2 separate regions of the Homo sapiens genome follow, and region 2 is linked to region 1. The links are chromatin contacts, found by Hi-C or POLR2A ChIA-PET in ENCODE. All regions are on one chromosome and are shown on one strand. The core of a region is the stretch at or near the end of the contact, and the rest is flanking DNA. Distances in the headings are between cores, read along the strand shown. Region 1 holds the start of RAB7A (RAB7A, member RAS oncogene family). Region 2 overlaps EEFSEC (eukaryotic elongation factor, selenocysteine-tRNA specific).

Region 1 (2,900 bases), core at 241-2,740:
GGGAAGGCTATTTCACTGAAAAGGTTACTTTAAAGTCAAGACCAGAGGAAAGTGAGGGAGTGGCCAAGCAGATACCTGGAGGAAGAGCTTTCCAGGTAGAGAGAAGTACAACTGCAGAGGTCTGATGTAGATGTGTGCCTTCTCTTTTCTTTTTTGTTTATCTTTTGGAAGAGACAGTCTTGTTATGTTGCCCAAGCTGGTCTTGAACTCCTGGGCACATGCAAAGTGAAAGCAGAGAAAGAGTGGACTTACCCCAGAGGCGGATGGTTCTGCAGTGTGCAAGGCCATTTCAGAATACACATAGAGAAAACAGGAGAATAGGTGGTGAGGGTTTTGGGGAAAGAGCCAATTTTGGTTGAAAAAGTAGGGGAAACCCCAGACATTGTACCATCTCAGGGTTGAGACTGCTTGCCTAGCTTTTGAGATTTTTTTTTTCCCCAGACCCCTCAACTCCTGAGATCTTATCGGGAAGCTGCTGATCACCAGTTTTAGGTGTTTTTATCTATTGGGAGACTGCCTTTCTCTGGTCTGGCTGCAACCAATTATTATTTTAGAGAGACAGCTTAACCTGACAACCACGTCATGGTTGCCTCACATTGCTGGTCGGGGAGTGGCCCCTCTCCTGCCCTGCTCAGGTCTGACTACTTACTGTAACAATTGCAAGGTTTTTGGATGGAACAATTGAAAGAATGGAGCTTGCATGAACCAAAATAAGAAAAGACTATGAGAGGGCATTGTTGAAGATGGAGGCAAAAATTCTGAGTGGATCCTGATGTGTTCGGATGGGGCTGGTGCTTGGGAGGCTGCTCTGTGCTTACAAGAAGAGTTCTACCCGGTCCATCTTTATCACATCTTCTCTAATACTAAGTTCAGAGAGGCTTTAGCTCATTTTCCATTTTCTTGGGCTGTCTCCTCTGCCAGACAAAGTGCCTATTTCTCCTGTCTCTATCACCGAGCCACACAATTGCTGTAGTCATTTGCAGTCTACTAGAACGATAACACATATTGGCATCAGACAGATCTTGGTTCAAAACCTCGCTCCACCAGTTTCTGTGTTGAGCTAGACCAAGTGACATGATATACTGAGTCTCAGTTCCTTATTTGTAAAATGGTGATAATAATTTTTGGTTAAGTAATTAAAGTAAGGATAAATGATGCCTTTCGAAGAAGGACACAACTGGAATGGCCAGTTTACCCCTTGTCCCCTCTTCGGTGGCATTATTTATTCTGGAGTAAGGAGGGATGGCTGAGGGAATCTGTCTGTGGGTCCAACATGGCGCCGTCCTGCTCCTTGTATGAGCCTCAAAGATGGGGACAACCATTTGGGGGCAGACATGTTTGTAGCACGAGATCCAGGCTCAGTCCCGAGGCAGCCGGAACGTGACGCAAGGTTGAGGCGGGGCTCCTCCCCCGCACCCTGGCGTCGAGCGTCTCGTGACAGGTACTTCCGCTCGGGGCGGCGGCGGTGGCGGAAGTGGGAGCGGGCCTGGAGTCTTGGCCATAAAGCCTGAGGCGGCGGCAGCGGCGGAGTTGGCGGCTTGGAGAGCTCGGGAGAGTTCCCTGGAACCAGAACTTGGACCTTCTCGCTTCTGTCCTCCGTTTAGTCTCCTCCTCGGCGGGAGCCCTCGCGACGCGCCCGGCCCGGAGCCCCCAGCGCAGCGGCCGCGGTAAGCAGCGGGCCCAGCCCGGCCGGCGGCCTGGCCCCATCCCCCCCCTCAGCCCCTCGGTCGCCAGGGCCTCGCGTCCTCCCTGTCCTCCTGGGCAGGCTCCAGTCCCAGCCCTGGCCACGCGGGCACACCCGGCATCGCTCAGGCCCCCGGAGCAGGCCAAGACCCCACCCGGCTTGGAGAGGTCGGAGGTCGTCGGGCGTGACCTCTGGCCGGGTTGCCCGCCCCGGCCACCCGTCTCGGACGCTCTGTTTACTGTTGGCCTGGATCTCAGAGACCCGAGAGGGTTCCTTGACTTGGGCGGCCCTGCGCCGCGGCAGGACGCGCTGGCCAGTGGAGTTCCTTAGCGCGGCGAGCAGGAGGGTGTCAGAGCCCACGCCGCCCGCCGCCGTGCCCACCCGGCGGGCATGGGTCACAGGCGCTGGGGGCCGAGCCGCGTTCCCATCCGGTTCTTCAGTTGAACAGCCTGACCCTGTTAGTGGGAGTTCCCTGACGGCAACTGAGTCAAGGCAGTGAGTCAGGTCACGTGCGCTGGGCTCGCCTCGACACTTGTGTACATTGAGGCGCCTCTGGCGCTGGGAGACAGGGAGCTTTTTGTCCTAGGCATGTTACGGTAAATCCTGAGAGAAGTTTTTCAACTTAATCGAGGAAAGATGGTAGTTGGATGTAGAGTTGTGTTTCCATTCCGACCGTGTTTGGGGCCTCTTTCTGCATTCATTTTAGGCTTGATACCTAATGGGGTCATAAGGGGAATATTGAGAATATTGACAGCAAATATTTGAGCGTTTATTGTATGCTAGGCAGCGTGGCAAGACCTTTTAACAGATCATTATGTTTAGTTCTTTGAACAACCCTCTGAAGTACCACTGTTGTGCCCACTTAACACAGTGGGAAGTTGAACAGAGAGGCTAAGCCATTTGGCCAAGGTCACACAGCTAATAAGTTACGAAGCAGAGATGCAAGCCCAGGCAGTCAGACTCCAGAGCACTGTATTAAATTTCTAGGTTGTACTGCTTTCACGTACCCCTGAAGCTTGCTGGTTTATCTTTTGCTACCTGGTATCTGTACCTCAGTGCCTCCCACCACCTCCTTTCTTTCTATTGATGTCATTTGAAAGTCTTTCTGGTAGCATCAGTTCTCCCTTAAAGCCATAAGAAATGCCGTTTGCGACTTATCACACATATTGTGGTGTAGTGTCACCGAATTAGGAGCTCTTGAATACCGGCAGGGTAC
Region 2 (2,900 bases), core at 253-2,752, 340 kb before region 1:
TCTAGGCAAGTAGGGTCACCTGGTGCTGGGACATGTGCACCTGTGGGTGGAGGGGGCCCCAATGGTGCCGGCCTCTCCCCCACCAGCACTGTGTTATCTGACTCACCGTTCCCGCCAGGTGATGGATGCAGCCATCTGATAATCAGAGCTGCTTTCTCCCCAGAAGTTCATGCTCAGCCTGGTTTCTTGGAGGCCTAGGATCAACCCAGAATATCAGGCCTTGACAGGGAATCTTTGGGCCTCCCCTAAGCAGAGTGGAGCTGGGATTTCTGATTGGCTCTTGCTATGGGGTGAAGGGAAACCTGGGCATTTAGTTGGAAAGCCAGGCCCCTGGCTTGCTCCATGTGATTTCCTGCTAGAGACCACCTCCTATCCATGACTTGGAGTCAGACACCCTTGGGTTTGAATGGACCATGGGTTAAGTGCCACCAGGCAGTTGGTTCACAGCTCTGCAGCCTGTGAAGAGGAAATGGGAAGCAAGTGGAGATGAATGGGTTGGGCGGCTGGTGTATATTTGGCCCTCTCCCTGAGTGGTCATCTTTATTGTTGTTAGAAAGGGATGATTGCCGATTGCTAGAAATAAATGATCAGGTCAAAGATTTGGAAACTGGCTTTGGGGGCTGGGCCTTCCCCCATGTAGTGGGATGATGTCTCATGAGGCAAGAACAGGCTTTGGGTCAAGGCCAGGATGAGTTCCATTAGGCCTGAACAGCGCCAGAGCTCTGGAGCCCCAGATCTGTACATTCATGCGTCAATCACCTCTGCGTGCCAACCCTCAGCTCAGGCTAGGACTCAGTGGCAAGAGAGACAGCTTTGGGCCTGCTTCCTGGAGCTTCCACAGAAGGGGTAGTTGGTCAGGCCCAGGAGCATAAGCTTCTGTGCAGCTGCGTGCCGTGGAGGAAGAGGGCAGGTCTGACACGGAAGGGGCATCTTCGTGGGGCCTGCAGGAAATGCAGGGCACTTCTAAGGAAGCAGCACCCAGGAGACCTGGCCCGGGGTTCAGAGTCTACAGGGTAGCAGGAAGGGCATTCTGGGAGGGATCTGCACAAAGATGTTCCTTTCCCTGAGGTGGAAAAGGAAAGAGCAGAAGGGCCTGTGGCTGGGGCAGCAGGGAGCAGGGGGAAGAACAGTGGAGCACAAGTACGCTGGGCCACGTGAGGACGCCATCCACTACCTCGGGACGGGAGGAGACACTAGAGATAGGCCCGAATGTGGTTCTGTGAAGCCACTTCCCAGGTGGCCCCAGGCAAGGCCCTCTCCTCTCTGAGTCTCCTGCTCTCTAGAATGGGGGCTATGACGCCCAGCTCCTGGGGTTGTCAGGAAGAAGAAAGCACTGCCCATCATGACCTCTCTGTAAGCCCCTCTGGGCTGCTTGTGGAGAGAAACCCAAGGCCTCAAATCAGAAATGCTTCCTTCAGACTCCTGGGCCTTGAGGCAAGTGTCATGGGAAATTGGATGCCAACCAAGCCCAGGGCAGACACGCTGTGCCAGGATTCAGCAGAGCAGGGAGCGTGCAGGGAGAGGCAACCCTATGCCCTCGTCTCAGAGCAGGCTGTGTGCGCCCAGCGGACACGGCACCAGCAGGAGCTGTGTGGGCTCGGCTCCATGCAGGTGCGCCTACGTCTATGTGTGTCCATGTATGTGTGTGCGTGCTCACGCTTTTGTGTGTGTGGTGTGTTTTTGACAGGGGGGAGGTGAGTGAGAGGCCAGCTTCCTGACAGGGCAGTTGTAAAACATTCATAAAACTTTTATTGGACTTGCCACCCTTCCAGATAAATATTTTTCGATTTTATGGGCTTGTTTTAGGACCCCAAGCTTAATCATGGCTTTGTGGCTGCCTTAAAGAAATTAAATATTGTTTTGGCAAAAGGAGCCCTCTTCCCCTACCCCTGCCAAAGGCAGCCTGAACTCTGAGCTCATAAATTCCTGCCACTCTCAACTCTTGCCCTTTTTCCCTCCGTAGTCTCAGAGCCATACTAGGATGAGCCCGAAAAAAAAAGAGGGAGAGAGAGAAGAAAAAGCAACCCCTACTCTTCTCCCTCCAGGTTCCCCAACTCCCCTGACCCTGGCGGGAAATTCAACCCAGCTCATTTGTCCACACAAGGGAGCGGGCAGAGGAGTCTGTGCTGGGCAGTCACCTGCTGCCTCCCTGAGATGGCAGGCTGCCTTGGCTGGAGGCGCCCCCATTCCCCCAGCCCCTCCCTGCCTCCTGGAAGACCTGAGTGGATCCCTGCCCCCAGTTCCTCAGATCTCATTGCCTCTGAGGCCCCACTTCCCACACTGCCTCCTCGGGCCCCTCTGAATACCCTTTCCAAAAGAACACCCCCAAACCCAGCACCATCCCGCTGTCTCTTTGCTGTACTGCCTTCCTAGCATCTAGCACTATCGGAAACTTTCTCCTGTATTCATCTATTGGTTACAAGCCTGTCCCCGTTACAGAAATAACTCACACCATGCTGGACCCCCACCCCTGGAACAGGGCCCAGGGCACAATAAGTGCTCCGTGAATATGGGGAAGGTATGCTCAGTGAATGGGGTGGGGTGATTTGGGTAAGGAATAAAAATAGTAAACATTCTTTAGACCTTGCTTTGTGCCAGCCGCTGTTCTAAGCACTTTCTGTTATATGAACTCACTTGGGCCTTACACCAAACCTGTTCCCATGTTTCAGATGAGGAGACTAAGGCGCAGAGAGGTCACATGTCTTTTGTGAAGGCACGCAGCTGATCTGCGCCTGGACTAGGGTCGGGATCTTGGTGGTCTGGGTATAGAGCCTGAGCTCCTGGCTGTGTGTTACACTGGGTTTCCTGGAGGAGGAGAGCAAGGTGGCTGTGCCCTGGCCTGGAAGGCATCAGCCAGCACTTGGCAGGCACCACCCCCTTCCTGGCCTCGTGCCAGGCCC

The links. A loop is a pair of places that touch in the nucleus more often than their neighbours do. ChIA-PET counts read pairs that join two places held with the same protein, here RNA polymerase II (POLR2A).
Region 2: a loop to region 1 is called in a map of ascending aorta, with 5 times the contacts of the local background. The contact joins the enhancer-like site here to the promoter of RAB7A in region 1. A Hi-C loop is called at or near these places in 1 of 168 maps with a recorded cell type or tissue (ascending aorta). POLR2A ChIA-PET finds 5 or more read pairs at or near these places in 1 of 52 experiments (AG04450).

The regions. Positions count from the first base shown.
Region 1 is chr3:128,724,693-128,727,592 of GRCh38, forward strand. It overlaps RAB7A (RAB7A, member RAS oncogene family), which reads left to right and starts at 1,491. Exons shown (of 6, transcript NM_004637.6): 1 at 1,491-1,667. RefSeq lists enhancers at 1,215-1,344, 1,374-2,358 and a silencer at 1,625-1,914.
Region 2 is chr3:128,380,814-128,383,713 of GRCh38, forward strand. All of the region lies in intron 6 of EEFSEC (eukaryotic elongation factor, selenocysteine-tRNA specific), which reads left to right. Among named protein-coding and RNA genes, the nearest start is that of DNAJB8-AS1, 81 kb to the right of the region's middle. Within about 2 kb of position 1,503, at least 17 of the 41 ENCODE cell types and tissues checked have a DNase peak (open chromatin) inside an H3K27ac peak, as active enhancers do; they include ascending aorta, where a contact is called at or near this core.